Regions from separate parts of the Homo sapiens genome. Here all the other regions are linked to region 1. A link is a loop called in an ENCODE intact Hi-C map of the cell type or tissue named here. Cell type or tissue: endothelial cell of umbilical vein. All regions are shown on one strand. Each heading gives the region's core, and the rest is flanking DNA. Links, peaks and the distances in the headings are about the cores only. Region 1 holds the start of LOC107986095 (a long non-coding RNA gene). Region 2 overlaps MAGI1 (membrane associated guanylate kinase, WW and PDZ domain containing 1). Region 3 overlaps MAGI1 (membrane associated guanylate kinase, WW and PDZ domain containing 1). Region 4 has its middle 83 kb from the start of SLC25A26.

Region 1 (7,883 bases), core at 1,092-6,091:
TTGTGTTCCCCCCAAATTTGTAAGTTAAAATCCTGGCTGGCTGCAGTACCTCATGCCTGTAATCCCAGCACTTTGGGAGGGTGAGGTGGGTGGATCATTTGAGGTCAGGAGTTCAAGACCAGACTGGCCAACATGGTGAAACTCCATCTCTACTAAAAATACAGAAATTAGCCAGGCAGTAGTGGCACGTGCCTGTAATCCTAGCTACTTGGGAGGCTGAGGCAAGATAATTGCTTGAGCCCAGGAGGTGGAGGTTGCGGTGAGCGGAGGTTGTGGTGAGCCAAGATTGTGCTACTGCACTCCAGCCTGGGTGACAGAGCAAGACTCTGTCTCAAATAATAAAAAAAAAAAGTTAAAATTCTAACCCCCAATCTGATGGTATTAGGAAATGGGGCCTCTAGGTCCTGAAAGTGGAGCCTTCCTGAATGGGTTTAGTGCCTTTATAAAAAGAGATTCCAATAGGCCAGGTGCAATGGCTCACGCCTGTAATCCCAGCACTTTGAGAGGCCGAGGCAGGCAGATCACGAGGTCAGGAGTTCGAGACCAGCATGTCCAGTAATGGTTAAACCCCATCTCTACTAAAAATACAAAAATTAGCTGGGTGTGGTGGTGGGTGCCTGTAATCCCAGCTACTCAGGAGGCTGAGGCAGGAGAATCGCTTGCACCTGGGAGGCGGAGGTTGCAGTGAGCCGAGATTGCACCACTGCACTCCAGCCTAGGCAACAGAGCAAGACTCCATGTCACAAAAAAAAAAAAAAAAAAGAGAGAGAAATTGCAGAATTTGCTCCCTCTCTCGACCCTCCAGCATGCGAGGGTATGAGAAGACAGTTACCTGTAAGCAAGGTAGAGGGCTTTCTCCAGATACGGGATCTGCTGGTGCATTGATTTTGGACTTCCCAGCCTCCAGAACTGTGAGAAATAAATGTCTGTTGTTTCAGCCACTCAGTCTACGGTATTCTGTTATAGCAGCCCAATTGACTAACGCAACAGAGCAAAGGAGAATGAATCTAAGTAGTAGTATTAAAAAGAATTTGTAGTAGTACAATCAGGCTCGGCCTCAGACATTCCTATTAGAAGTCCTTATTGCTTCTCAGAGTAAAGCAAGATAAATGATAAGACAGTAAAATACATATCAAAGGCACATTCTTACTAGAAAGAAAAAAGATAAAAATACACTGTTTATTAAACCTCATTTTAATTGTCTCTTCCTTCTTAAAATGTCAGTGGGTTAACAAAATATGTAAATGCCTTTGGATAATAAGACATATTTGTGTATATTTGCCTTCTCAAAGCTTTTAATTAACATGAGATAAATGCTCATGAAAAATTACCTAGGCAGTTTTTTACTTTCTATCCTGTAGATGTCTCCTATGTCTGGAGGAAAAAAAAAGAAAGAAAAGAAATATTCCCTTAATTAGAGATAGTAATTAACAAAGACAGTTCGTTATACTAGGTACAAGGATTGCAGAGAGATACAGGTATGTATATATAGGATTTTCTGTTTGTATATTTTTAAAAGTTGTGTAGTTCACTCATATAATAAATTTAATATAATACATACTGCTTTATTTAGTATACTGACAATTATGCTTTAAAGCTATAGTTTAAAACTTTAAATTATTACCTATTTATATTTGTATGTCTTGATGCATACAAAAAGGGAATATATCCTTTACTACAATTTGTTATATAAATAATATACCAAAAGAATAAAATTAGAATTTAGGTCTTTTGCATGAGGTGACTTATTTTATGCCCAGGTCAACAGAGGTTCCTTTTTTTGTCAACAAATTGTTCTACTGCTTTTGTATTCTCTACAACTATCATCAGAGATTCCCTTGGATAACCTTGACCTAATTTTATTTGATCAAAGTTAAAATGCTATCATGGAGTGAAATTCACCCTTAAAACATAGACAACTTCCAGAAATTAAATCAGTTCAGATAACTAACATCATTGTCCTTATCTGGGCTTGGCAGCTCACAAATAAATAAATAAGCAATTATTTATGCTGATAGTAAATGTGTTTTGGGGGTAGTCCACAAATTCAGAATTGTTTAGAAACAGAGATGTTTCTAACCTTGAAAAAAAAAACTTACACCAATTAAATGACAAATTAAAGAACTTTTAGATGCTTTGCTATTACCTAAGAAAACAGCTATCATAAAAACACAGTCATTGAAAAGACAAGACCTAGAAACTCATGGTAATGCTTTGGCTGGCCCCTATGCTAAACAAACAATATTAACCTAGATAAACAGTCCTATCATCACACGGACAAGAAAAGTCTTGGAGAAATTCAGAGAGGCTGTTCCTAACTGTCAGAAACAAGTCTCTAATTCAATTTAGGATGATCATTAGATGATCACCAGGATGGTCAACTGAGCGTGCCTCAACACTTGAAAATGGAGCTTAACGAAAATTCTTCATGATGTAACCATAAAGGAACGATAAGTTGACAACAATATTAGACCAACACTGGTGGCTTAATTTTAGATGTAGCTGCCAAGGATGTGTTTGAAAATGTGTCTTATCTGCCAGTGACACATCCTGATAAACTGCCAAGGTGGGCTCATGGACAGGAATCAAAGCCTCTATGCCCCTTTAAATACCTCCAAATGGACTTCATACAAATACCTTTTACAATGAATTATAAATATGTTTTGCTCATTGTGTATTTATTCTCAGGGTGGACTGAAGTTTTTCCTTGCTGGAAAGCTATTCCATGCTGGGTTGGGGGTTGAAAGGGTTCAGGGGATGGCTTGGTTTTGTTTTCCCACCTGGGGAATTCCCATTTATCTCTCCAATGACAGAGGTGCTCATTTTACTAGAACTGCACTGAAGTACTTTTACACAGAAACTTCACTGTCCTTATCATCTGTAGTCCTCAAGATGAACAGAGAGAACGAATGGAATTTTATAACTAAAATTAGCAAAGCTCTCAAAACCTCTTAAACTCCCATGGCAGAAAGCATTACTATTAGCTTTCATATCTAAAATCAACCCTCTCTAGGGTCCTTATTCTGCAAGGATGAAAACTCTTTTTTTGAGACGGAGTTACGCTCTTGTCGCCCAGGCTGGAGTGCAATGGCACGATCTCGGCTCATCGCAACCTCCGCGCCCGTTCAAGTGATTCTCCTGAGTCAGCCTCCCGCATAGCTGGGATTACAGGCATGCGCCACCACGCCCAGCTAATTTTGTATTTTTAGTAGAGACGGGGTTTCTTCGTGTTGGCCAGGCTGGTCTCGGACTCCCGACCCCAGGTGATCCGCCCTCCTCGGCCTCCCAAAGTGCTGGGATTACAGGCGTGAGACACCGCGCCGGGCCCAAAACTTGCTTAAAGGAACGGGTGGTTGGACCCTGTGGTCTACCTGGGGTCCCCACCCAGCCACTCACCCACTCCTCCCCTTGGTGGGGAAGGGAGGGAGGTGAAACAGAGCTGTCTGCCCACCCCAATCCCACCTCCTTTACCAGTGACCCAGTCACGGATTTCAAGTTTAATGCACCCGGAATCCTGCAATTTAGTTCTTTTGGCATAAGTCACCTTCCCACTGCTCCCCAACGCATGCTCGCAATTATGCTGTACTGCCACTCTTGGCAAAGTTTTCAGAGAGTAGCCTCCGCCCCATACCCCCTACCCAGAATCTGCAGTGGGCAGGACTCACCGTTGCTAGGAAACACCCGCTGTAATCCCTTTGACCCTGTCCTGTGCTGATCTTTGGGGGAAAAGCCCCCTGCCCAACTATTGAGCATGCACAGACTATTCCAGGTGCAGCTGCTGCCAAATTGCTGTTCTCCAGGAACCCGCGGTAGGGAGCCATCCGCAGCCCCGGGAGTGCCTGCTGCAACGGCCTGACAAGGATTAGGGATTAACGGGGAGATCTGCTGCATCCTCTTCTTTCCTCAGTAGGAAGAACGACACAGGAGGCAGGGTTGGAGGCTCAGCTAAAAACCAGATTCCCACCACCTGTTCCTTCAAGCAAGTGCGCTTGCGCCGGGCAGGCCCTCGGGCTAGCGTCTGGCTGATGGGTGGTGCTGCCGAGCGAGGAGCGCACGCGCTCGGCGTCTCCATCTTCTGGTTGTGTGGTCCGTATTTTAGGGGTGTATTACAGTAGGTGCCGGCATTTTAAAATATGAACAAATAAAATTAGGTCAACACTATCCAAAGGAGTCTCAAAAGAATGGTTGAAGAATATGCAAAAAGCATTGAGAATTAACAGAATAATTTGGTGACAAAAGAAACCTCTATTGATCTGGGGATAAAAATATTTGGTAAATTTACATGGAAGACCTAAATTCTAATTATTCACTTGGCAAATTATTTATGTAACAAATTGTAGTAAAGGAACTATTGATATTGCTTGTCCGCCTTTTGGCTAAGATCAAGCGTAGGAGCTATTGATATACATTTATTTGTATGAATTTAGGCAGACACACGTGTACAAACATAAAAATAGGTTTCTGACTATTGAAAATACATTTATCCTCTGCATAGACTTTTATCTCTGCAATCTTTATACTCAGTTTAATCAATATCTACATTAATTACTATCTTTAAGTAAGTAATCAGTCTGTTTTTTTTCTCTAGACATAAGGAAAACCCAGGGGACAGAAAGTTTAAAACCATCCAACTTATTTGTTCATAAGAATTTATCTTCCAGTATTTTAAAATTTTGAAAAGGCAAAAACAAGGGATCCAGCCCTGGTCATGCTGACTTCGCAGCTTCTGTGCGTATCTATGCACTCAACTTGTCAGTGTCCTTGTGTCAAAGACCCCCTAGGCACATACCTGAGATGAATAAATTGGGCTTATTATGGCTTGCATTGGGGGAGAATGCACACCACTGGGAACTACAGGGTGTCTCAGTAAAAAGGCGTCAGAAAGTACCTGTTATAGAATGTAATCTTTTGTTGGGTGACTTGGGGAAGGGTCTAAGGAAGTGAGGGTTTTGCTCTAGATTTGGTATTGTTAGAAAGTGGAGCTAATTCTAGATTAGCTATTTTGTGGATATACAACACATTATTAAATAATAAAGTGTTTAACTATAGCCTTAAAATAGAATTTATCAGTATATTAAATAAAACAATCTATATCAAATTAAATTATTATGTGAATTAACTGCAATAACTTTAAAAAAACTAATAAGAAATCAATTAGAAACTCTTTCTGTAATTCTTATACCCTATATAATCAACCATCTACATTAATTATTATCTTGAATTAATCAGCCTTTTCTTTCTTTTTCTGTAGACATAAGAGACACCTAGAGGACAGAAAGTTAAAAACCATCTGGGTCATTTTTTAATAAGCATTATCTTATATTAATTAAAAGTTTTGAGAAGGCAAATACAAGCATATATGTATTATCATCCAAGGCATATTTTGTTAATTCACTGATAATTTAATAAATAAGGGTCAGTTAAAATATGGCTTATATGTGGTCTTTTGTATATTTTTTTATTTTAGTAAGAATGCGCCTTTGAAAGTAGTATGTTTTGCTGTCCTTATGTTTATGTCAGTTTACTCTAAAAAGCAATAAGAAGTTTCATTTGAGAGTAATGTGTAAGAAGGCTGAGCTGGTTTGCCCCAATATGAATTTTTTTCAATATTACTTCTGTTTGCCAACCTAAACTCAGATATATATATATACATTGTGTACCTGACCTTACACAATGAGTATCGGTCAGATTCAGGGTGAAGGTCAGTGTCAGAGTCTGTATGAGGATAGGCATCAGGGACATAGTGACGGATAAGTTCAGGGTAAGGGTGAGTGTCAAGGTTGGGTCATGGTGAAATTCAGAGTAAGTTTCAATATAAGGATCAGCATCAAGTGGAGTGTTACAATGAAAGGATCAGGATAAGTCTCAGGCTCAGCTTCAAGGTCAGATCAACATCAGGTGAGGGTCAGTATCAACATTAGAAAAGATCAGGGATGGGGTCAGGGTCAGGGTTAGGTTAAGGATAAGGATGAGGATTGAAATAATTGTCAGGCTAAGTAAGCAAGGGTCAAGGTCAATGTGAGAATAGGATGAGTGGTAATGTCAAATGCAGGGTGAACTTGAGTGTCTGGTTTAGAGAAAGAGTAGGAATTAGGGGTCAGAGGTGGGTGAGTTTGCGTGTCAGGTTCATGGTCAGAAGTAAAGTCAGTGTGAGGCTGAAGGTCAAGGTCAGAGTCAGGTGCAAGACAGGGTTATTGTGAGATGAGAGGGAGATTCTGAGTCAGTATATGTGTAAGGGTAAGGCTCACAGTTATAAAAATGGTGAATCTGACAATAAAATTCAGGGAGAAAATCAGGGTTAGATTCAGGGTAAAGTCAGCTCAGAGTCAGCATGAGGATCAGAGGAAGGGCCAAGGACAAGTGATGGTCATAGACAGGATCAGGGTCAGAGAGCATCAGGATAAGCATAAGGATAAGGTTAAGGGTGAGTGTATATGTCAGAGAAAGTGTCAGCTTGATAGTCAGGGTCAGCGTCAGGCTGACGGTCAAGGTCAGCCAGCATCATGGTGAAGGTCAGAGTGAAGGTTAGGGTCAGGAAAAGTCCAGAGTCAAGTGCAGGATTAGGGTCAGTGTAAGAGTATTATCTGGGTCAGAGTCAGCTTCAGGATCACTGTCTAGGTCAGGGTGTTTTCAGAACAGGATGATAATTGAGGTTCTGGGCACAGTCAGGGTCAAGTTGACCCCTCAAACTTAACCTGACACTCAGCCTGACACTGAGCCTGAAACTCATGTCTGTTAACATGACTCTTGCCCTAATGGTAGCTCTCATCCTCACCAAGACACTGCAGTTCATGAACGGAGTGAATGTCAGGGACATAGTGGTCATATGTCCATTTACTCTTGACCCTCATGTGCGTCTGACCTTCATAGTGACCCTCACTAGGACCTTGCCTTGACCTAGAATTTTGCCCTCATGCTGTCCATCCTGACCCTGCACCTGACCCTGATGCTCACCCACACCAAGACTCTATTCCCCACCATGACCCTGAGGCTGATCCCACCCACACCCTCTACATTACTCTCACCCAGACACTCACCCTCACCATGTCCCTGACACCTCACTTGACCTCAACCCACATCCTAACTCCGGCACTCACTGTGACACTCACCCTGACACTGAATCCGACCCGCATCTTCACCTTAACCTTAACCTGTCCTTTACCCTCATCTTTACCATCAGCCTAACCCTGATCCTCATCCTCACACTAACTCTTACCCTCACGTTCCCAGTGGCACACTTTGACCCTGACCCTTACCTTGACTCTCTTCTCACTCTGACCTTCACACGCGTTTTGACCCTGACCCATTCCCTGACTGATCTTGACCTTGATCTGTATCTTGACCCTCACCCTGACCCTGATCTTGACCTTGACCTGACTTGGCACTGACCCTCCATGTGACCCCAACCCTAACCATGGCCGTGACTCTGACCTTTGTTCTGAGATCTTGAGCCTGACCCTTACTCTGATCTTGATACTCATCCTCCCCCTTCTCATGATCCTTACCCTCAAATCTGACTCAAACCTGATGTCACCCTGACACTGTCTCTCATCCCCCAACCCTTGTACCTTACTTGACCCTGCCCTACCTCTGACCATCACCCTGACTTTGATCCTGATGCTGACTCTGACCCTGACACTACCCCTACCCTGAACCTGACTCTCACCCTACCTTTACCCTGACCATGACCTTGACTGTGATCTAAATCACACATGGACTCTTACCTCATGTTGACACTGAAACTGACTCTGACCCTCATCCTGACTTGGACTCTCACCCCTACCCTTCCCTGAACAATGACTCTTATCCTAAACCTCACTGTCACTCTCATGTTGACTATGATCCTAACCCTTATCCTGGCCCTGACACTGACTTTCAGCCTC
Region 2 (8,202 bases), core at 1,927-6,926, 760 kb before region 1:
ATGAGGAAACTATTGTTAAATAATAGCACACAAATGAACACTAGTTATAATGGTTAAATTTCATAAATGTGAAGTACAGGATGGTTAAGAGTAAACATGGTAGGGGAATCTAGCAAAGACCTGAGGTGAACAGGAGTTAGCAGAGTAAGAAGTAGGAGGAAAAGACAACTGCAAACAGAAGGAACAGCCACTGCAAACAGAAGGAACAGCCTCTGCAAAGGCTCAGAAGCGGTTCACAGTTTTGCTGGTTAAAAGAACTGAAAGGAGGCTAACTTACTGTGAGAGAGGGGAAGGTAAGAAGGCATGAGCCTACAGAAGGAATTTTATGTTTACAAAAAACCCCACAAAACTGAGGACTCCACAGTCATGTTGATACTAATCAACATTATTATCTACTATATCCCATCTTTATTAAAGCCATTATCACCATTAAAAAGTGCATTCATGCCAGAAGAAATTATTTTACATAAATTGATACTAATTCTAATCTAGTGACAATGTCAGCTAGCAGAGAAACAATTTCTTTCTTATGAAAATTATAATGAATTAAAATTAAAGAAATGAATTATTATTCTACTTATCTTTTTATATGTAACACAATTAAATCTTTTAAAATATAGAAAGGAAGACAAATTTTATAGTATTTTTATTGTTTCTGTACCACAAACATCCCCCAACTCTGTCAAACATGATGCTTGTTTAAAAGAAAAAGAAAACTAAACACAAATATTTTCTATAATTTAAGAGTAATGAGGCCTGAAAGTTGCAAGGTTCTGGAGCTTCCAATTTTCAAGAATAATCCTCTATAAAGGCCTCATCCTATGTGTGAATGTAAACAAACAAGACCTATTGAAACGTTGTAAACATGCATAAATACCAAAACTGCAGCAAGAATAGGGAATGAGAACTGAAAACACAATATCAAACCATTTTCATTTATAGGAAAGTCTTAGACAAAACCTAATATGTTGGCTAGACTCTTGAAATATCTAATGCTGAGTTTCAGATTTATCTTTTTTAACATACTATTAAATATCTGTGGTCTCTAAGTCAGTGATTCCTATCTCTGGGATGGGTTTGCTCCCCAGAGACATCTGGCAATGTCTGGGGACAATTTCCTTGTCACAATGAGAGGTGGGCTGTGTGCTACTGGCATCTAGTGGCCAGGGGACATCTCACAATGCCCAGGACAAACCCACACAACAAAGAATTACTTACCCCAAAATGGCAATGGTGCTGAGATTGAGAAACGTTGGTTTGAATGATCATTTAACAAGTAGTCTTTATTTTTAAAATATTACAAATAGTTGGAAAAAAATTATTCAGGAAGATTCCTAATTTTTCTTGACAAGTCTAACAATACATTTATCATTGTTTTCATTATTTATGGTTTTCACTATCAAAGGAATGACTTGGGAGTTACGAGATTCCACTTTTCAAAATACCTTAAAAAAAATTAGATTTTGAGCTAAAACCATGACACAATTAGAAAGACAAGTACTTTACCCTGAAGTGGAACTTCTCTGGCTGGCTCTGGATTGCTTGGAGGGTGGTTTGGAATAACAGGAGGCACAAGGGCTGAGTGATCTTCTGTCCATTCTATGAAAAAGAAAAGAAAGTTTCCTATTTTTCCTTCAAATGGCTCATTGAGTTACTTATGATTCACCTTATTATTAATAATACTCAAGGCAATAAACCAAGGGCAGATAGCTTAGATTAAAAAGAAGTTGTTATCTGACCTCATTCTATGAAGCTCTTTTTTTTTTTTTTTCTTGTCTAAGACGTTTTGGGAAAGAAATATTACGATATAATGAATAAGAACTCCAGTTCTCTCTGGCTGGAAAGTCCAAAGTGAAGTCAGTTAAAAAATGTCAGGAAAGACATACAGTCAACTAATGGCAGCTGTATAAGGGAGAAATTTCTCTAATCTGATTCAGACATGAGCTGGGCTGCTGAGGCCAGCTTGTCTTAGGTAGGGAGGAAGATGAAGGTAGATTTCAGCAGTTTGCTAAGGGTGTGCTCTTCTGTTATCTCTGAATCCAAATGAGACCTATTACAAATACTCCTGGGTCCTAATTGTAGTCTTATTCACCTTGGAAGGCCAGACATAACTCACAGTGAGTGACCCTTGAGATGGCACCCCAGAATCACTTCCAGCTCAGCTAACATATTCAATTGTACATTCTCATTTGCAAACTGCACTTTCTAACACTACCAAGTTTCATCAGCTCAGGAAAGATACATTAAAAAATTTTTAGACAAAAAATAACAGATGTTGATAAGGATGTAGAGAAAAGGGAATGCTTATACACTGTCGATGAGAATGTAAATTACTGCAACCTCTATAGAACCACCATACAATCCAGCAGTCCCACTACTGGGTATCTGAAGAAAAAGAAATTATTCTATCAGAATGATACCTACACTTGTATGTTTACTGCAGCACTACTCACAACAGCAAAGATACAGAATCAACCTAAGTGTCCATCAGTGGATAACTGGATAAAGAAAATGTGGTATGTATGCCATGGAATACTGTTCAGCCATAAAAAAGAGAATAAAATTATGTCTTTTGCGGCAACATGAATGGAACTAGAGACCATTACCTTAAGTGAAACAACTCAGAAACAGAAAGTGAAACACCACATGTTCTCACTTCTGAGTGGGAGCTAAATAATGTGTACTTACGGACATGAAGTGTGGAATAACAGACCATGGCAACTCGGAAGGGTTGGAGGGGGATGAAGGATGATAAATTACTTAATGGGTACAATGTATACTATTTGGGTAATGGTTACACTAAAAGTCCACACTTCACCACCACTTAATATACCCATGTGTCAAAAGCTGCACTTGTACCCACTAAATGTATATGAGAAGAGTTCTTTTTAGCTAGAAAAGAGACTAAGGTAGATAACATTTCAATGGGTGAATGTACACAGACATACATACCTACTCTCTCTAAATTGTACAGTCCAGGGCAGTGGTTGGCAAACTATGGCCCACTAGCCAAACTGGGGCCAATTCCTGTTTGGATACAGCCTGTGAGCCAAGAATAACTTTTATTCTCAAATGGTTGAAAAGTAATAAAAAGGAGAATACTTTGTGACATATGAAAATTACATGAAGTTGAAATTACAGTGCCCATAAAGTTTTATTTGAACACAGCTACACCTATTCATTTACATAATGTCTACAGCTATTTGCATACTACAATGGCTGAGGTGAGTAGTTCTAACAGAGATTGACTGTTTAAATCACGAAGCCTAAAATCTTTATTATCTGGCTGTTTAGAGAAAAAGTTTGCCAACCTGTAGTCTATGGTTTACATTTGTTATATTCAATATTATAGTAACAGAAGCATTATACTTGATATTCTATTTGATATTCACATATTATATTGATGGGAGTATTAAGCCTATGATTCTAAAAGATCACAATGAAAAACTGGGGAAAGCCAGAGTATCTAGTAATAAACAAATGGCTAAATAAAGCAGAGGCATTCATGAAATGGAATATTACGTCACCATTAAAAAGTATAAGCTAAATCTATATTAGCCAACTTAGTAATATGTGCAAGAAATAAAAAGTGAGAAAACAGGTCTCACATACATACTATATACGTATAAATTATTATCAGATTTTTGTTAAAATATGCGTATATCTATATCCCTAGAAAATTTCTGCACAGGGCTTATCTCTGAGAATGGGAAGGGGGCAACCAGGGGAGAATTTAATGTTCTATACTCCCGAATTGCCCATATTTTTACAAAGAGCATGAATTAGTCTGTAATTTTTAAAAGCACCCAAAACTACCAGCTCTTTCTGATTCTTTACATGTAATGTTCCTAAAATTAAAAGTTAGTTTCATGCCCAGTAACTCCACTTAAAGTAAAAATGCTAAAAGTGGTTTGGATTTAGCTACCAGTTGCAATGCAAATACTGCGGGGGCAAGAAATTTCCTCCCCCATCAGAAAGTTCTCTGATCTAATGATGCTCCTTTCTAAATTAAAATGGAGATTTGAGTGACTTTGAATTAGGATCTCCACTTTGGCCATCCAGAGGAACATGGAGAGGGGGTTCTCTTCCTCCCCACAGGACATCAGCTCTTCAGTGTGGCAAGAGAGGACTCAATCATCGAGGCCAGTTCTGACCACACGAGGGTGTCAGCGCTCAGATTTCACCCCATGCTCCCCTGATCAAGAAAAAGCCTAGAGGAAAGAGGCCAACCTTCTGTCTGCTGCTGCTGCTGCTGCTGCTGCTGCTGTTGCTGCTGCTGTTGCTGCTGCTGCTGCTGCTCAAGCTGCTTCTTCCGTTTGGCTTCTAGAACCGGGTTCTCATATTGTGTCTTCCTGTTGATGTGGCTGGGGAAGATAGCAAATAGTATTCAGCTTGAAACAGTTCATCCCACCAGCAAAATGCCAATCAGACCAAGTCCCTGGAATCAAACTGAGCAGAGCAGGTGGTCTGAGATGCTAACCCTCGTGTGTTAAAATGCTCAGTTAGAAAGAGGAAATAAAAATGAAGTTTCCATTACTGACTGCTTATATGCACTAAGCACTGGGCTACCAGTTTTATATGCATTTTATTTAAAAGTCCTCAGTAAATGCCAGGAGGTAAGTCCTATTTTTATTCATATCTTATGAATAAGGAAAGTAAGTGTCTGGGCAGTTAAATACTTCATCTAGCATAATATAGCTAGTAAGCAGGAAACAGGCATGCAAGCTCAGGGTTGCCTGCTTTCAAATCCCAGGATTTTAACCACTGACCCCACTCCAAATGTCCAAGATACCACCTGACAGGGGAAGCTGCTTTAATTCAATAAGAAGTAGATTAAGGAATTATTGAGACATAAGATTAAAGTGGCTATGTGACATTGTCTGTAACATACAATGCCAGAACTGCTGTGTAACTGTCTGCAGTAGGGTTCACAGAAGCATAAGCATTCATCCAAACAATGAAGTTAAACAAAGAACTCCACTCACATCTGTTAACTATTTTGATCACTAAACATAGAGGCACAATTAAAAGTACAGGCCTTAGGCAGAGAGAATCCAAATAAAGTTAACCTAAGTAGATGTGATGTGCTCAAAATGACAAAGATCCAAACACTTAGATGGCTACAAAACTAATTATATATATACACATATATATGTATACATATGTATATGTGTACATGTATACATATACATATATACATATGTATACATATATATGTATACACATATATGTACATATATATGGTACATATGTGTGTATATATATATACACACACACACATATACACACACACAAGCATATACGTATAAATATACATTATTTATTGTTTTTTGAGACAGTCTCTCTCTGTCACCCAGGCTGGAGTGCAGTGGTGCGATCTTGGCTCACTGCAACTTCTGCCTCCTAGGTTCAACCAATTCTCCTGCCTCAGCCTCCTGAGTAGCTGGGATTTCAAGCGTGCATCACCATACCCGGCTAATTTTTGTATTTTCAGTAGAAATGGCGTTTCACCATGTAGGCCAGGCTGGTCTCGAACTCCTGACCTCAAGTGATCCACCTGCTTTGGTCTCCCCAAATGCTGTGATTACAGGCATGAGCCACCATGCCTGAACTTATTTTTCTTAATTCAAAATAATAGTTTATTAGAAATTTAGGAGCATAGTATTGTGATTATTTAGAACTCTAAGTTTTTTAAAAAGCTAGGCTTTATTTTTTTAAGCAGGTTTATCAATAGAAAGGATAGACTGATTGCTCTTAATTTCTATTAAAGGCCTACATGTTTATTTCCTAATTCTTGTAGCAATTTCATTCTAAGAAATGGTCTACCATTAACAGGCACATGAATCTGAAAAGACAGATGGAGAAGTGTGTGGTAAGATAATAACTTGCCCCTCAAACTAGTGTCTTCACCCATAAAAGCTTTTGTCATCTGTTCCTGCTCTCTCTTAATGCATAAACTAGTTGAGGGACAATTCAAAATGAGCTTCAAATAGCAAAAACCCCACAGTACATCTGTGAGAAAGATGATCTTTGGGGCACACAAAAGAAATTTATTTTCTGAGGGTCAGAGGGGCAGCCAAGTTTGCCTCTCTGATGCCCCATATTACCAATCCCTCTTGTTAGGCAAAGTGGAGGTAAAAGTTAGTACTGGCCAAGGACACTTGCTATATTGAACTCATAATTTCTACAGTAAGATGCTGGGCATCTATTTTATGGCCTGGCACTTTTTTCATCTTGTGTTCATATCACCAGGGTATTATACAAATGACTTTTCATCACCAGCAGCATAAAGGAAAGAAAATATGACAGTTACATCTTCAGTGTGGCAGGTACGATTATGTTTCTACAACATTTATATGGCATTTGCTTCTTTTGAAGGGACTTTTATTAGTTACCTCTCATTTTTCTCTGAGGAAACTACATAATACAAAGCTTTTTTTTTTTTTCAATGTCCTAACCTTTGGGTTTCTTTTAATATCATCCTATCCATCAACAGTTTTGATGAAAGGAAAAAGTGGGAGCCCAATGCTAGAATAAGGCACACAGTAAAGTCACGAGGGTTTTAGACTTTTAAAAATGGGAAACCAGAACCTCAGGCAAGAGAGAAACAAAGAAACACACAAAGTCTGCATCCTAGGCTAGTTCTCCATTTTCTCCTCAATCCTGGCAACATTTCATAAATTACCGTGGCTGAACCTTTTGAAATGTATGAATGAATAAAGAAGTAATTGCTAAGGAGTTCAGATCTGGGTAGAGCAAAAAGTAGACGAATCAGATACTCCTTGTAAAGATAAACAATCCCTCTTCATCTGGTCTACTGAATCCTGGCTTTTCTCATTCATTCATTCATTCAACTAATACTCATTAAGTACCTGCCATATACCAGGACGATGTTGGGCCTTTGTGATGCAGTGGTGAACAAAAGACATGGATCCTGCCCATGTGAATTTAATAATATGATTTGCTATTTTCAGATTTATTGAATATTTTCTCATTCATTAATATATGCATACATATTTTCATCATAAAATTAATATTGTTAATTGGTTTGTGCCTTATAATGATGTCAGGCTGTACTTAACACAAATGTACATAATTATAGAGAGGTATAAACTAATGTGTGGATTGTGAATGGGCACTTACTCTACATAGTAGATACCATAGACAGGGTCTTCAATCTTTTCCCAACCAGCAGGCAGTTCTGAAAAATAAAAGAACATTTAGGGCAAGAAGAGCATATTCTTGAAGAGCCTGGGTGTTTTCAACAACTGAGTTAGGCAAAAAGAGAAAGACTCATAAAAATGCTTTAAATCCAATTAAAACTGTATATCCTAACCAAAAAAAAAAAAGTATCTATTATTTTATAAGTGTATTTTTCTACATGAACAGCATTTCTTTATCTACTGGTATTTTATGCAAGAAAATAAAACTTAACAAAATGCAGCCTTTATTCTAAATCACTATTAAATTAGATTTTAGTGAAAATATAGGTTAAACTTGCCTTGAATGCCTAGTTCCTATCTTAAATGTTTACGGTTTTCTCATTTTGTTCCTAGGCCATCTTATTACACAAGCAAAAATGGATGAAAATTAATGTTTCATTTTCAGTACAATAGTGTTGTTTTGCTCTCCTTGAAATAAAATAAAATCTGCATGTTATCTTCTCCTTGTTCCTAATGAAAATGCAGTTGGGTTTTTGAACTGCACACAACTATCACTCAATTGCTATCTCTGGGCTGGCCCATCTTTCTCAGCACTTAACCTGTGAAAGCAGTAACACAGCTCCTGATCCCTAAGAGCTCACTATCTAAGGCGGATGATTTTATTTCTTTAAATGTGGTGGTACAATGGCACTGGGGGATGTATGTGCCTTTCTGAAAACTCAACCATGCTCTACAGAACTTCCTAAGGTTTCATATCAAAGGCCAAAACTTTATTAAACAGGTAATAGTTCTGTCTGAACAAGAATCTGTTGTGGAAAGGCCCACTGCACCATATTATTTTACTTGGTGAAAGAAGGGACTAGGTTGTGGGTTTTTTTTGTCATTAAACAATCCTTTCAGGCAGAACAACAGTTATTCAACTTAATTTTAAAGCTTCCCTGATACACGTAGTCAAGGCAAACTTATGTAACACCACACTCTAAAGTGAATAATTAGTCCTAGAAGTAGCTATTAAGACCAACTTTGATAGAATACTACA
Region 3 (8,202 bases), core at 1,167-6,166, 410 kb before region 1:
CATATATTCTGGGGGATGGCATGCATTTCATGTCCATTTATCACATGTCCCAAGTCTAGAGACCCTAACTATCAAAGGGAAACACTTGTCAATCACAGATTGTAGAAATTATCATTAGTAAGCATAATAGGCAGAATAATCACCCCAAAGATATCCCCATCCTGCTTCCCAGAACCTGTGACTATGTTACATGACAAAGGGGAATTAAGGTCACTAATTATGGTGACCTTTAAATAGGATTATCTGGGTGGGCCCAATATAATCATAAGCATCTGTAAAAGATAAGACTGTAGATGAATGGCACAGAAGGATACAACGTTGCTAGCAGGCTTTGAAGATGGAGGAAAGGAATGTCCTTAGGTTGGAAAAGTCAAGGAAACAGATTCTCCCATAAAGCCTTAGGAAGGGAACACAGCCCTGTGACAACTTGGTTTTAGCCCAGCATCACCAGTCAGAACTGTAAGATAATAAGTACATGTGTGTTAAGGCACTCACTTTGTGAAAAAGTGTTACAGCAGCAAATAAGAAACTAATACAGGAAGTAACTACTGAGTTATTGTTCCTAACCCTTCTGGACCAAAGGAGAATAAAAACTATTTTTTAAAGTATATGGATTTCTTAAGCAAAAAAAAAAAAAAAAAAAAAAAAAAAGTTAGATGAAAGGTTCATTTTTCAACACTGTAGCTTAGGTATAAACATAATATACTGAAGGACTCTGTTTAGTCAAGTTGATTTGTTTTCAGGTGTAATACCTACAACAGTTAACATCTACTGAGCTTTTAATATGTTTGCAATATAAGTGTTATCTTATTAAGTCCTCACAACCTTTGAGCCAGACACTATTAGTACTGGGCCATCTGTGAAAAGTCATTTCACAGATCAGAAGCCTAAATGTAAGAGCTAAATTATTAAACTCTTAAAAAAAAAAAAAGAGAAAAATCAATTTCATGACCTTGAGTTAAGCAATGGTTTCTTAGATATAATCCCAAAGCACCTTTAAAAACAAAACAACAACAACAAAAAAAAGAAGAAAAAAGAGAAGTTGGATGACATCAAAATGAAAAACTTTGGTGTTGCAAACAACACCATCAAGAAAGTGAAAAGGCAACCTACTGGGGGAAATATTTACAAATCACATATCTAATAAGTGTCCAGTGTGCAGAATGTATTAAAAAAAAACAACTCTTACAATTCAACAACAAAAAGAAAGAATAGGACAAATATTTTAACAGATATTTCTTTAAAGAAGGCATACAAGGGACCAATAAGCTCAGAAGCACATGCTCAGCATCATTACACAATAGTGAAATGTAAATCAAAACCACAAGACACCGCTTCACACCCACTAGGATGGCTACAATCAAAAAGGCAAAATAAGGCAAGGCACAGGGGCTCACGCCTGTAATCCGAACACTTTGAGAGGGCAGGTGGGAGGATTGTTTGAGGCCAGGAGATCAAGACAAGCCTGGACAACATAATGAGACTCTGTCTCCAGAAAGAAAAAAAAAAAATTTGTCTTGAGACAGGGTCTCACTCTGTCACCACCCAGGCTGGAGTGCAGTGGCACGATCAGAGCTCACTGCAGCCTCAATCTCCTTGGCTCAAGCAATCCTCCCACCTCAGCCTCCCCGAGTGGCTGGGACTTCAGGCGTGCATCACCATGCCCAGCTAATTTTTTTTGTATTTTCAGTAGTGATGGGGTTTTGCCACGTTGCCCAGGCTGGCCTCAAACTCCACGGCTCAAGCAATCTGCCCACCTCAGCCTCTCAAAGTGCTGAGATTACAGGTGTGAGCCACCACACCCAGCCTGTACCAAAAAAAAAAAAAAAAATTAATTTTAAAAAAAGTGCAGGCCAGGTGTGGTGGCCCTTGCCTGTAATCCCAGCACTTTGGGAGGCCGAGGCAGATGGACCACCTGAGGTCAGGAGTTCGAGACCAGCCTGACCAACACAGTGAAACCCCATCTCTACTAAAAATACAAAAATTAGCTGAGCATCGTGGCAGGCACCTGTAATCCCAGCTACTCAGGAGGCTGAGGCAGGAGAATCCCTTGAACCTGGGAGGTGGAGGTTGCAGTGACCTGAGATTGTGCCATTGCACTCCAGCCTGGGCAACAGAGTGAGACTCCATCTCAAAAAAAAAAGGTGCAATAACAAGGAGTAATGAGCACACAGAGAAATTGGAACCCTCATCATTGCTGGTAGGAATGCAAAATAGTACAGCCACTTTGGAAAACAGTCTGGGAGTTCTTCAAAAAGCTAAACATGGAGTTACCACATTCCTAGGAGCAATCCCACTCTAGGTATGCATACAAGAGAAATGAAAACATATGTCCACACAGAAACTAGTACGTGGATATTCATAGCAGTATTACTCATAAGAGGTCAAAAAGTGGAAACAACCCAGATGCCTATCAACTGATGACTGGATAAAAAACATGTGGTAGGGCCAGGAGCGTTGGCTCACGCCTGTAATCCCAGCACTTTGGGAGGCCGAGGCAGGCGAATCACGAGGTCAGGAGATGAAGATCACGGTGAAACCCTGTCTCTACTAAAAATACAAAAAATTAGCTGGGCGCGGTGACGGGCGCCTGTAGTCCCAGCTACTCGGGAGGCTGAGGCAGGAGAATGGCGTGAACCAAGAAGGCGGAGCTTGCAGTGAGCCGAGATCGCGCCACTGCACTCCAGCCTGGGCGACAGAGCGAGACTCCGTCTCAACAACAACAACAACAACAACAAAAAGAAAAGAAAAAAAAAAATGTGGTATAGTCAAACCACGGAATAATATTTGGGAAGAAGAAATGAAGCACTGATGCATGCTACAACATGGATGAATCCTGAAACAAGATAAGGTGGAGTAGCACATCACAAAAGACCACATACTTTACAATGCCCTTTAGATGAAATGTCCAGAATAGGCAAATCTGTAAGAGATTTGTGGCTACCTAGGGCTTGAGAGGGTGGCGGTGGAGGGCAGAGAAGGAAATGACTACTAATGGATATAGGATTCCTTTTGGAGAGGGCAGAAATGTTCTAAAATTAGATTATACTGATAGTCGCACACGCTGTGTATCTATTAAAAATACTAAATTGTACATGTTACATGAATAAATTGTATGACATATTAGTTATATCTCAATACCGCTATTTAAAATGTGATTTAACTTCTGTATCCCATATGTATTCATGAGTTACTTACTAAGTAATTTTTATTTAAGGAAGTAGGTGTTTTAAGAAGTATTTGTAGGAGAAGCATATATAACCACAAGAGGGCGCTTTCCTCACAGCTACAGAAAACCGAGTGTCTAACATACAGGGGTCCTATTTACCAATTTGATTTCATTCTTCCCCCTTTTCTTGGACGGAATGAGGTATTAGTATGTTTCATACAACACATTAAAGACAATAGTGTCACCAAGGTTGGTGACAGGTTGAAAAATCATGACTTATACACAGATAAAAAGTAAATGTTTAAAATTAAACTTCAGTAACAGAAACTACGGATAATGTTGCACTGCATTCATTTCCTTCACTTCTTGTCATACAAGAGGTTATACAAACTTATTTGTTTAGGATAAAATTCAGTGAGATAATATAAATCATCACAGGAAATGAAACATGTTATAAATACGTGGTCTCTGGTTCTCTGTTCTATCTCTAGCACCTGGAACCATGTCTAGCATAATTGGCACTCCATAAATATTTATTAAATGAATGAGATAAATGAATGAATGAGTGAAATCAACATTTCTTAAATTTCAGAAAAAATTTCACCTACCTTGGAGACTACATCAAAATATTTCTTTTCACCCATACCAAACATCACAATCATTTCACTGAATAACTATCTCTGAAACAAGTTCACAGAGACATTGTGTGAAATCAAGTGTAATTTTTTAGGCCATGAATCCTTCCCGACCTCCCCCTTATTCCTGCTGTCATCTTAACTTTTTTTTTTTTTTTCTTGAAACGGAGTCTCGCTCTGTCACTCAGGCTGGAGTGCAGTGGTGCAATCAGGGCTCACTGCAACCTCTGCTCACTGCTGCAACCTCTGCCTCCTGGATTCAAGTGATTCTCCTGCCTCAGCCTCCCGAGTAGCTGGGATTATAGACGCCTACCATCACACCCGGCTAATTTTTATATTTTTAGTAGAGATGGGATTTCGCCTTGTTGGCCAGGCTGGTCTCGAACTTCTAACCTCAGGTGATCTGGCCACCTTTTCCTCCCAAAGTGCTGGGATTACCACGCCCAGCCAATCATAACTTTTTTTTTTTTTTTTTTTGCCTTGAAATCAACAACTCTGAATTACTTCCAGTTTGCATTCTGTGTATTGAGACCCACACCAAACTGAAGTGTCACCCAGGCTGGCATGCAATGACATGATCACAGCTCACTGCAGCCTCAACCTCCTAGTCTCAAGTGATCCTCCCACCTCGGCTTCCCAAGCAGCTGGGTCTACAGGCATGCGCCACCACACCCAGCTAACTTACTGTATTTTTTGTAGAGACAGGGTTTCCCCATGTTGCCTGGTCTTGAACTCCTGGGCTTAAGCAATCCTACCACCTCAGCCTCCAAGAGTGCTGGGATTACTAGCATGAGACACCACGCCTGGCCCAAGAATTTTTTTTTTTTTTTTTTTCTTAAACAGAGTCTTGCTTTGTCACCCAGGCTGGAGTGCAGTGGCACGATCTCCGCTCACTGCAAGCTCTGCCTCCCGGGTTCACGCCATTCTCCTGCCTCAGCCTCCCTAGTAGCTGGGACTACAGGCGCCCGCCACCACGCCTGGCTAATTTTGTTTTTGTATTTTTAGTAGAGACGGGATTTCACCGTGTTAGCCAGGATGTTCTCGATTTCCTGACCTCGTGATCCGCCCGCCTCGGCCTCCCAAAGTACTGGGATTACAGGTGTGAGCCACCGCGCAAGACCCCAAGAATCTTTTAATGCTGACCAACACATCTCTCTCATTGTGTTACCTTTTGTATTCCTACTTAATGTTTTTCCATCAATGCACCTCTTACTAAGCCACAAGCACACAACATTTCATTAGAGGAAACCAGATTCTTCTCCTATCTCATGTTTCAAGGGGTCTGACATCAGACTAATTTATGGAACAACAATAAAACTGCCCCTATTTCCTCCCCAGAAGCCACATTCAGTTACAAAAACTTTTACTCTAAGCTCAGTCACAACAAAAGTTAGGCATGGAAAGGCAATCTCTGAAAGGTTTTTCATTTGGGATGTGATGAATGGGTGAAGGATGAGCTTTTACAGACACAGGGCCCGGTCATCTTTAAGACACCTCGAGTTTATAAGCCACTGGAGCATTTTCATAGCAACATAGTATAAAAGAAACCGGATCACCAAATGATAAACTCAACTTGAAAAGTCTTCCTCTGCCGTTTTTTTAGTGAACAGTCTACTGTCAAAACAAAGATGTTATGTTTAGTCGGTTCTAGGCAGCCCAGAAACTTTAAATAGAATGCCAAAACACATTGTGTTTGAGTGACAAGGGAACTAACTCTCACACATCATTCACTCATATTCCTCAAAATTACTCCGTGTAACTGAGGGCTATACTAGATGCTGGAAATATAACAGCAAGCAGGGCACATTCCCTGCCCTCTGGGACTGCACCGCCTGGTAGGCCAGATGGACAAATAAATGAGCAATAATAAAACAGAGTAGACTGTCAGGGACAAGTTCATGGTGTTATGGGAACACAGGGGTTGAACATCTAATTAGCCTTGGGTGGTTAAAAATAACTATAAATGGATATGATAACACCGCTGAATGTTAGGAGCCGTTAAAATATGGGGAGAAAGGCATATTTCTCAGAAAATAATAGCCTGTGCCAAGGACTGAAGACATGATAGCTCAGCAAGTTCAAGAAGTAAGAGAGAGCTCAGGATGGTTGAAACCAAGCATGGAAAGTGACGGGGTTAAGAAAGTAAGCATGAGCCAATCAAGAAAAAAGTTTATTTAGTCTTGATCCTTAGGGAGTCATCCCTGCAATGGCCTGCAAAGTTACAGGTTGCATTTTTCCTCTTCCCCCACTTTTACTAGACCTTTCTAGGTTTCCTTGAGGTCAAACCAGAAGTCTCAGAAGTAATTAACATAAATTGAAACTCAACTGTGCCCAAGTAAACTCACATAAAACAATGATGAAAAAATCTCCAAAAGCCCATGAGGGCAGGACTAGCAAGTCACACATATGTTACAAGTGCTTGAAGGTTTTTCGAATGTTTTTCAAATGCAGTTTGTCCTGGGAATCACACAATGATCCCACACGCTTTCTCATCCCAATCTTACAAATAATAATTTTTATTTAAAGGAGAATGGACTAGCCAAGGTCTTGAACTCAGGAACAGAACTCTGGTCTAATTCCAAACATCATTTACTTGCCACCATAACAGCTGCTTCCTTCTGGAAGCCAGTGGCTAGTATGTACCTACATTATGACCACTTTCCCCTATGCATTTTAGATTATTCATTTCAAGCTATTCTAGGGAACTGCTCTTGCAGTTCTATGCCCAAGTTCAATCCTAACACACCCCATCACCAGCTGCGTTGCAGAGGTCTGCTCACAGTTCAAAGTTTGGCTTGCACTCAAGACCCTCTGTGGCAATAAAATCATCTCTACGGTAGCTCACTCTAAATTACTTCCAGTTTGCATTCTGTTTATTGTGACCCACACCAAACTGAAGTGTCTCAGAAAGCATTAAATAAATCAGTGTTCAGAGAAATGAGGCAGCCTCAAAGGAAAATAATATTAGCTCAATACTAGCCATAAATCAACCATTATGTGTGGGAGTTGCTCAGTGAAAACACAAGGAAAATTTAGAGAAGTTTATTTATTCCCAAAGCCCCAAGCTCACACAACAAACAAAAAATTAAAAATAAATAATGAGGCCAGGTATGGTGACTTTTGCCTATAATCCCAGTGTTTTGGGAGGCCAATCCAGGAGAATCCGTTGCGGCCAGGAGTTCAAGACCAGCCTGAGCAACATAGTGAGACCCCATCTCTACAAAAAAAATGTAAAACATTAGCCAGGCTTGGCGACACCCACCCGTAGTCCCAGTTACTGAGGAGGCTAAGGCGGGAGGATTGCTGGGGCCTAGGAGGTGGAGGCTATAGTGAGCTATGATCGCACCACTGCACTCCAGCCTGGGTGGGAGTAAAACTCTATCTCTAAAAAAATAACAAACAAATGATAATAAATAAATAATGACCAAAATGTCCAGTCAGTGGGGAAGAAAGGAAAGCAAGTACATAAAGTAGTAAGATAGTGCCACCAGTCCTGTGGTATTCTTCCCACCCCCACCACTCCCAAAGGATGCTTAACGTTCCCCAGTCAAGAGCTCCTCTAGGCTGTAATAAAAGCCCTTGAAAATCATACCGGGGTGGCCAAGAGAATGGCATAGACCCTGAAATCTCCCCACTACATTCTACAGTTCCAGGACAAGGAACATTTTGCTTGGCTATAAGGCCCCTCAGTTCCAAACATTACTGAGTATCATTTAATCCTTTAGCCAATTCCCATTTTACACTTGAGGCAGATGATCACCAGAGAAGTTAGGTAAGTTAAAGTTAATTGGCCAGTCTAAGGAAAATTCAGAAATAAAATCCAAGTCTCTGAGCCCAAACTTACTGAGCCACTTTAAGTATTAAAGGACAGAACCGAAGCACGTAAAGTGGCTGATTTAGCCGGGATCTCCCTCGCCCACGGCCCTATGGCTGCAATTAGGGACCTAAAACTGATGAGCACTAGGTGGGGTTTATGGAGGACTCCCTAGAAAAAAACAAAACAAAAACAGAAACAAAAAAAGTTTCCTTTTCAAAAGTCCTTGAGCAATATGCAATCTCAATAATTTGGACAAATTTTCCTGTCTTTGTTCTGTTTTCCACAAAAAGGAAGCATTCTGCACACAAACAAAAATCTCATAGTCCATGAGATAAAGCTCTTGCCCAGAGTGCTCAGGATCAGAAACATTATAAGCAGAATCAGTAATGATTATTAACGTATTAAATGTATTGCATGTCTTTTACTTCAAAACTTACAGACCTAACTAAAGATGTCTAACAGAAAGATTTTCTTTTTAAAAAGCCAACAACTACTTGGGAAGAAAACTAGTTGTATATGTGCTTAACAGGCTAGGCAAGTTTACGCTTACCCCGATTTCACGAAATAAACCCAACGTTTAA
Region 4 (8,202 bases), core at 2,055-7,054, 56 kb before region 1:
TGAAGTTTTTGTGAATAGAAGGAAATGTTATTTGAATTCCTTTGCTGGGTTCACTAAGTTTATCTGAGGGCTTGGGTGGTATAAATGGCGAAGAGAGAATCATTGAGTTGTGTGTTTGTCACAGAGAAGTGCCCCCGCACCAAAAATAAGAACCAGCCAATCTGGGGCCAGTGGGAAAATGTTGACAGACTTGCAGAACTTCACTGGAAATCTGAGTTTGAGTCACGATGAAATTAAGAAATCAACTTCCAAACACCCTCAAGTTACCTTAATTGCTTAGAGAATGTATCTTTAGTTACCTTTCTCACTATAAAACAGTACTTTTTGTTATTGAAATAGCGTTTAAGGACTTGCAAAGGAATGACTTAAAAATCACTAAAAATCATGTCCATGTCTTTGGAAAAAGTCTTGGAAATGTTTTGCCATCAATTTCCATATTGATCAGGACACTGAGTTGGAGATTTTGTCACTTTTCTTCTTTGACAGTTGTCATCCTTTGTCAATATTTCTTTTCTTTCCTTTATTTTTTTTTTTATTTTTTGAGACGGAGTTTTGTTCTTGTCACCCAGGCTGTAGTGCAATGGCGTGATCTCGACTCACTGCAACTTCTGCCTCCCAGGTTCAAGCGATTCTCCTGCCTCAGCCTCCCGAGTAGCTGGGATTATAGGCACCTACCACAATGTCGGGCTAATTTTTGTATTTTTAGTACAGACGGGGTTTCACCATGTTGGTCAGGCTGGTCTCGAACTCCTGACCCCAGGTGATCCAGCCACTTTGGCCTCGCAAAGAGCTGGGATTACAGGAGTGAGCCACCATGCCCGGCCTGTCAATATTTCTTAAATAAGGAAAAGCCTGGTTTTATAAAGTTCAAATTTTACTGAAAATTGTTTTTAATTTTGTTTTTGTATTATCAACTTTTAATTAACTTACATTTGAATTTCAGAAATGTTTTTAACTTTGTTTCAGGGCGATTTTCAATTTACTCCTAATCTTTCTGAAACTTAGCTTTAGTAAAATATAAACATTGTAATACGTTACATGCTCAAATCCTACAGTTGTAGAATTTGAAGCGGCCTTAAAGTTCATGTATTCCATCTCTCCAATTAGTTAATCACAGTATTACAGAATCATTAATGTTGGCAATATTTTAATGTGAACAATTGTTAATTGTGAACAATTGGCTGGGTACAGTGGCTCATGCCTGTATTCTAAGCACTTTGGGAGGCCAAGGCAGGTAGATTGCTTGAGCTCACGAGTTTGAGACCAGACTGGGCAACAAAGTGAGACCTATTCTTTACCAAAAATAAAAAATTAGGTGGGCATGGTGGCATGTACTTGTAATCTCAGCTACTTGGGAGGCTAAAGTGGGAGGATCTCTCTTGAGCCTGGGAGGTTGAGGCTTCAGTGAGCCCTGATGGCACCACTGCACTCCAGCCTGGGTAACAGAGCAAAACCCTGTCTCAATAAAAAAATAAAGTAAAAAGGTAAGTTTTACAGATCCAGTCTTAACATAAGTATAAGGCAAAATTTAAGACTTTGGAATAAATAAAAGAGATATTCTTTTGGAATATTCACATTGGATATTCTTTCAATGAAATACCTGTCTTTAGAGACCACGTAATCCTACAGGGATATACATCTTGGTCTTTGGCTAAGCTATTTTACAAGTCTGTTGAGATAGAAGTTAACTTGAAAAGTGTTTTACTATAGATTTCTGTATTGATCACAACAATTCAGAAATTGATGATAAAACTAATAGTAATGCAAATATTTCTTGTTCATAATCATGCAAGGAAATTCTGTCCTGCGGACAGTCAACTGATTTTCCTCTCTTATTGTGGAAATAAACAGTTTTGTGTCTACTTGCAAATTTATTTCAGTGTTCCCATCTATATATGTATCTGCTGTTGGACTTCTCCTTTGAATGAATGATAACATTTCGGTGGTTCACTCATTAGTAATGAGTTAAATAAAATGTATTCCAGATGTTCATTTTATGTCTATATGATAGTCATGATTTTACCTTTTTGGGAAAATTATCCTTTAACCTAAGATACACAAATGGCCAGTTTATAATTAAAAACTACTTATCACTCTCCATTGGCCTATAGATGAAGACATTGAAGTTTGGAGAAAAACAGGGTGAGCATGTAATAAATAGCTTAGCTGGATTTGAATCCATGTCTATTTCATTTCTAAAATGGTATTCTAACTCATTGCACTGTCTCGTCACTAAGAAATAACATTTTTGTATTTTAAAAGATGGCTTTTAGTTTCATGTTCCAGTTGATGCTTATATTTCCAAAACAATCATGGTAGTGAAATTTGATTTATACATTCTTTCACCTAAGCTCTGGCTTTCAGCCGCTAGGTTTCTCTCTTCTGCTTTGACTGGGATATTTCTCTTGGCTTTGCATCAAGTAGTACTGTGTTTTCAAAGCCTCCATGTCATTTACAGTATGCATTAAATTGTATACAAAGCTTTTCCCTTTCAGGACTTGTTAAGACCTTCTGTTTATTTCAAGAAGAAAGCCTCAGTGAGGTGCTATGTCCCTCTCATACTTGCTAGTCTCCCTTTCATAACAAAGAGAGAGCTTAACAAAGAGAGTTGGAGCTTCCTCAACAATAGTATATAAATTTTTGTTTTTATTTTGCTTACTTTATGGTTATCTCTTATTTATTGAAAATAATTCTGATTTGCATTTATGATAATAGCACAAAGCTTCTTTTAAAATAAAGTTCAGTTAAAAATCAGTTGAGATAAAGGAAATCATTAATTAAATAGCTTGACTAATAGATGTGAGCTCTTTCCTGCCACCTTTTCCACCATGTGAGGATGCCATGAGAAATCACCATCTATGGAACAGACCTTCACCAAACACCAAATCTACCTATGCTGTGATTTTCTTTCTTTTTTTTTTTTTTTTTTTTGAGATGGAGTTTTGCTCTTGTCGCCCGAGCTGGAGTGCAATGGCGCGATCTCAAACTCTGCTCACTGCAACCTCTGCCTCCCAGGTTCAAGCAATTCTTCTGCCTCAGCCTCCCGAGTAGCTGGGATTACAGGGGCCTGCCACCAGGCCTGGGTAATTTCTTGTATTTTTAGTAGAGACAGGGTTTCACCATGTTGGCCAAGATGGTCTCAAACTCCTGACCACAGGGGATCCACCATCCTTGGCCTCCCAAAGTGCTGGGATTACAGGCATGAACAACCACACCCAGCCCCACACTATGATCTTGAACATCCCAACCTGCAGAACTGTGAGAAAAAAAATTCTATAGTTTATGAATTACCTAGTTGGTGGTATTTTGTGAGACCAGCAGGAATGGCCTAAGACACTCATAGAGTCATTGTGAGAAGGGAATAAGATGCTCTGTGTGACTGTGAGCTTCCTGAGGTCAGAGTGTGTCTAACTCATCTTGTTATCCCCCAACTCCTAATACAGTTCCTAGCACCTAGGACTCCATAAGAGCTTGTTTTCTTCTTTCCTTTGCAAAGCTAGTTAGTATAGTCACATGAACATTTTCTTTTTTCTTTTTTTTGTTTTTTGAGACAGTGTCGCTCTGTCACCCAGGCTGGAGTGCAGTAGCCCAATCTTGGCTCTCTGCCACCTCTGCCTCCCAGGTTCAAGCGATTCTCCCACCTCAGCCTCCAGAGCAGCTGGGATTACAGGCGTGCATTACCACACCCAGCTAATTTTTGTATTTTTAGTAGAGACGGGGTTTCACTATGTTGGCCAGGTTGGTCTCGAACTCCTGACCTCAAGTGATCCACCCGCCTCAGCCTCCCAAAGTGCTGGGATTACAGGCATGAGCCACCATGATCGGCCCACATGAACATTTTCTATGGCATTATTAAACAGAGAGTATTGCATGTGAACACGTAAAATAAACATGGGCATTTATAATGTTTTATTTTTCCTATGGTGATCAAAGCTGTTCAATGTATACATCGTATACAATGTATACATCTGAAGTATGGAAATATGCAATGAAGGAAGAAAAAAATCATCCCACAAATCTCACCCCCCTTCAGACACATCACACTCCAGGGCAACCATTCTTAATTTGATAAATTTCTCTTTTTTTCTATAATTAAAAATATTATACACTTGAGATCCTAGTACACATGCAATTTTGCAACCTGTTATTTTCTCCTAAGGTTAGATTTTGCTTGGCACTCAAAATCCATCCAGCATGATTTTTATTGTTTGACCTACATTGGGGCCTTTCTTTCCCATCTGTCATGGGGTTGGCCAACAGAATGTCAACCTGTGAATTCTCTGGTAAAATGTTTCCAAATGACAAATCAGACAATTTGGTGGGAGGATTGATGCAGGGGGAGGGGGGGTAGGGATGTATTGGGGTAGGGGAAGAGGGAGATGAAGGGAAGCAGTTAAGGAAGGAGGCATGGGAGAGAGCCAGAGGTTCCTCTTCACAAACCGTATTGGGAGGTCCTGGATACGGGCATCGGTTCCTTGGCAAAGCTTGGAAGCCACCCATTAATCTTGTACTCCCTCTGCTGGCTTTGCTGAGCACAGCCACTGTGTGATTAATGTGAATAGTAATGGTCCTGAGTCCACTGAAATCCCCCGTGATGAACAGGAAAGACAAACAGTCATTCTTTTTGAGATTCTTTTTTATAAGATCCAAGTTCACACTAACAGGAGTAGATTGATTGATTACTTATTCAGTTGAAACGAATTCAAATTGCTGCCCCACCCCTCCTGTCCTCCTCCCCTCCCCATCCTCTTTTCCTCTGCCCCAGGAGAATGAAATTCTAAAGTTCTCAGCTTTTCCTTTCAAGATTCTTATGATTCTCCTGATGATCTCACTTCTCTTTACTGTATTTTGCTGTTGCTTTTCTCTGTTTCACCTTCTGTGCCACCCCGCCCACCTCCTTGATAGTGCCATTTGTGAATAAAAAAGGAATGGTGAAACCCTGCCTTTGCTTTGCAAAGCAGGGTTGCATTAGCTTCTCTAATTCTGCAGCCTCTTATTTCTCCATTTTTGCTTAATTCAAAGTTGTTAAAAGCTTTTCAAAATAGGTGTATGCTCTACTTGACAGTTGTGAGAAAACAATGCCTCCAATAAAAAGAAAGCAAGATACATTTGCAATTTCCTTTTCCATAATTTATAGTGATTTAGCTCCCCCCTATCAGGAGATAAAAATTTCTTTGGGAACAAGTTTCTTTTAATAGCATCATCTGAAGCAGCACACATTTCTTTCGCGGTCATTAGAGCTCCTAGCCTACAAAACAGTGACTGAAGATTGAATTAGATTTAGAGGGAGGCTGCCTGTATCACATAAATAAACAGGGCCCTGGCCATTTCATTACAGAACTTAGATAAGCAGTACAGATGGTCGGCTGCAGTGTTACACATGCATAACCTATTTAAAAGATGACATTATAGGGTCAGAAGCATTAATGTACTCACAGTGTCATTTGTTTACTCTACTTGAGTTACTTCTTTCACACTAAGCGCTAAAGCCGTGGGTCAGGCAAATTATTGCAGGCAGTAATGCAGACTAGATGAAAAGATAAGGGAATTATTGAATGATGAGAGCATAAACACTAAATTAGTTTAAGGATTTATGGCCCCAAGCTTAACCTAATAGATGTTATTTGCTATTGATCCTTCTCAAGGTGTTGTAGGTGACAAAAAACCCAAAAACCTCATTCGTTTAAGCACATCAAGAAAGGTAATTAACTTACTAACTTACTGGCTCATGGAACTGAGAGATCAGAGCTTCAGGTATGGCTGGTTCTAGTGCTCAGAATGGCTGTCAGGTCTGTTCTCTTTCATGGTGGCTTCATTTGCAGGATGCTCTCATTACTGGTGTTCAGATGCTCCATGCCTATGTATTAACACTTGCAAGTACAATGGAAAGAGGTTCTTTGTTATTCTAGCAAAAGATCAGGAATTACATCTCTTGACCAATTTTGGATATGCGCCTTTTCTGAACCAATGATTAGAGGTGGAAGAATGGAATGTGTATTCCGTTGAGTCATGTGCTCATCCTGTGAGCCCTGAGTTTAGGGCAGGGGTTGGTGGAGTTTGTGGATAGCATCACCAAGACAGCTAGACTAGGAGAGGGTGGCTCCTCAAAGAAAAAATCCACATGCTACTAACACAGGAAGGTGGTGTGGAAGCCAGGTAGGCAAAATGGGATTTCTAATCCTTCAACCAGTGCACTTCAGAAAGGATCATTCACTAGAACCTTCGAATGAATTCAACTAACATACAGGATGCACGCTGAGGTAAAAACTAGAAAATGTCCGTAAATCTGTTCATTCACCTGAGGTTTCTGTTCCAAGTTAAATCTATTAGCAGGCAGGACTAGCAAATATTCTTCATAAGTAAAACTACCTTATCGGCACCTGTCTTTTTAATGCTACCACTCTATGTTTACACTTTCAAATTTCCCAGTTTCTCAGATGACAGAAGGAATTCTTACTGTATCACATCCCTCCATCTGTTGAATTAAACAAAATGCATGCCAGCCCTTTTAACAACTGCAGTACTAAAAGGGTCAAGTGAATGTCAAAGGCATGATTGAACTAACAGGTTCCGGACTGCCAAGTCCCTTGCAAGACTTTAGAAATGTTTCTTGCTTTTAACTTCTGCTCTGGGTCACTTACTTGTGGTTACTGTGGTGGTGCCACCAGCTCTCTGAAATTTCTTACTAGTCAACAGACTACAGTACTGAAAGGAGCTATTGTTACACTTCAGTATAGAAACAGGACACACACACACACACACACACGCAAATGAGCACGTGTAAAACAGTGAAATCCAAATGAGGTAGACAGATTGTATTTATGTCAATTTCTTTGTTGCCATAGTATTCTATAGTGTTGCAAGTTGTTAGCATTGGGGGAAACAGGGTGAAGGGCACACGAGATCTCTCTGTATAATTCTTTATAATTACATGTACATCTTCAATAATTACCAAATATTTTTTTCTAATTTTCTCGAGCTGGGGTCTTGCTGCATATGTGGTCTGGCCTCGAGGGCTCAAGAAATATGTCTGCCTCAGCCTCCCAAGTAACTGCGACTACAGCCATGTACCACCACACTCAACTCCTACCAAAGAAAGTTTTCAAATAATTGCATAAGACAAAAAACTAATAGAAATAGGATTGTCATGAGGATGATAATGATGTCCTGTGTCATCTTGATGAAAGCAAATCTTTGAAATAGTGTGAATTTTTTTTTTTTTTTGAGACAGAGTCTTATTCTGTCACCCAGGCTACAGTGCAGTGGCATGATCTTGGCTCCCTGCAGCCTCCACTTCCTGGGTTCAAGTGATTCTCCTACGTCAGCCACCCGAGTAGCTGGGATTACAGGCATATGCCACCACACCCAGCTGATTTTTGTATTTTTTATTAGAGACAGGGTTTCACCATGTTGGCCAGGCTGGTTTCGAACTCCCGACCTCAACTTGATCTGCCTACCTTGGCCTCCCAAAGTACTGGATTACAGGCGTGGGCCACTGCGCCGGTCTTGAATGTATTCTTTTCTTCCTGCAGACTCAAAGCTGTGGATGGAAGTTGTTGAAGCCCTAGGCTGGATTAAGAATACTTTAGATTTAGTCATGGCAGAGAGTTCTGAAACAAGTTCTATCAATATGTAGTTCAACAAATATTTATTTATTTTCACTTTCCTTTATTTAAATTGAGATGAAACTTGCATAACACAAATTAACCATTTCAAAGTGAACAAGTCAGTGGCATTTGGTGCATTTACAATATTGTGCAGCCACTGTCTTCAATTCTGAAACATTTTCATCACTCCAAAATTAAACCCCATACCTATTTGGCAGTTACTCCCCAACCCCACTCCAGCCTCTGGGTGACTCCCAATCTGCTTTCTGCTTCTCTAGATTTACCTATTCTGCACACTTCATGTAAATAAAATCATGGAAGATATGATCTTTTGTGTCTGGCTTCTTTCACTTAGTGTAATGTTTTTGAGGTTCATCCAGGCCATCGCATGTATCAGTATCAGTACTTCATTCTGATGGTGTTCAGGACCCACTACCCTAAAATATGGCACCTTGGCATTTGAGAACACTGCAGAAGCAGGAAGTTCTCTCTGACCTTCCTCCCACCCTTCACCTTTGAAGTAGACTATAAAAGAATTTTTTTTTATCTTCTCCTGAAGTAGGGCATAAGGCCCTCATTCCAGAGATGGCCACAC

Evidence for each region. Peaks named below come from ENCODE experiments on the same cell type or tissue, not always from the same donor. Only the 100,000 strongest peaks of a DNase experiment are listed, where the experiment ranks them.
Region 2: it touches region 1 in a loop (18-fold over the local background); 19 of 110 quality-filtered maps call a loop at or near these places.
Region 3: it touches region 1 in a loop (14-fold over the local background); 46 of 110 quality-filtered maps call a loop at or near these places.
Region 4: a loop joins it to region 1, with 3 times the contacts of the local background. A loop is called at or near these places in 2 of 110 quality-filtered maps.

Annotation. Positions count from the first base shown.
Region 1 is chr3:66,191,574-66,199,456 of GRCh38, forward strand. LOC107986095 (a long non-coding RNA gene) reads right to left here and starts at 3,922. Exons shown (of 3, transcript XR_007095953.1): 1 at 3,666-3,922. It also overlaps a transcript of SLC25A26 not described here. In endothelial cell of umbilical vein, for the core only: CTCF peaks have their summits at 4,056 (motif pointing left), 4,263 and 5,261; a DNase peak (open chromatin) is centred at 4,018; H3K27me3 peaks cover 140 bases.
Region 2 is chr3:65,435,649-65,443,850 of GRCh38, forward strand. It overlaps MAGI1 (membrane associated guanylate kinase, WW and PDZ domain containing 1), which reads right to left. Exons shown (of 23, transcript NM_001033057.2): 8 at 7,144-7,201; 9 at 4,231-4,364; 10 at 1,507-1,599. Among named protein-coding and RNA genes, the nearest start is that of LINC02040, 260 kb to the left of the region's middle. In endothelial cell of umbilical vein, for the core only: a CTCF peak has its summit at 4,119; a DNase peak (open chromatin) is centred at 4,173.
Region 3 is chr3:65,781,990-65,790,191 of GRCh38, forward strand. All of the region lies in intron 1 of MAGI1 (membrane associated guanylate kinase, WW and PDZ domain containing 1), which reads right to left. It overlaps LOC107986018 (a long non-coding RNA gene), which reads right to left and starts at 623. Exons shown (of 2, transcript XR_001740441.2): 1 at 1-623. In endothelial cell of umbilical vein, for the core only: a CTCF peak has its summit at 3,284 (motif pointing right); a DNase peak (open chromatin) is centred at 3,302.
Region 4 is chr3:66,134,307-66,142,508 of GRCh38, forward strand. It overlaps a transcript of SLC25A26 not described here. Among named protein-coding and RNA genes, the nearest start is that of SLC25A26, 83 kb to the right of the region's middle. In endothelial cell of umbilical vein, for the core only: a CTCF peak has its summit at 4,518 (motif pointing left); DNase peaks (open chromatin) are centred at 2,445 and 4,515; H3K27me3 peaks cover 388 bases.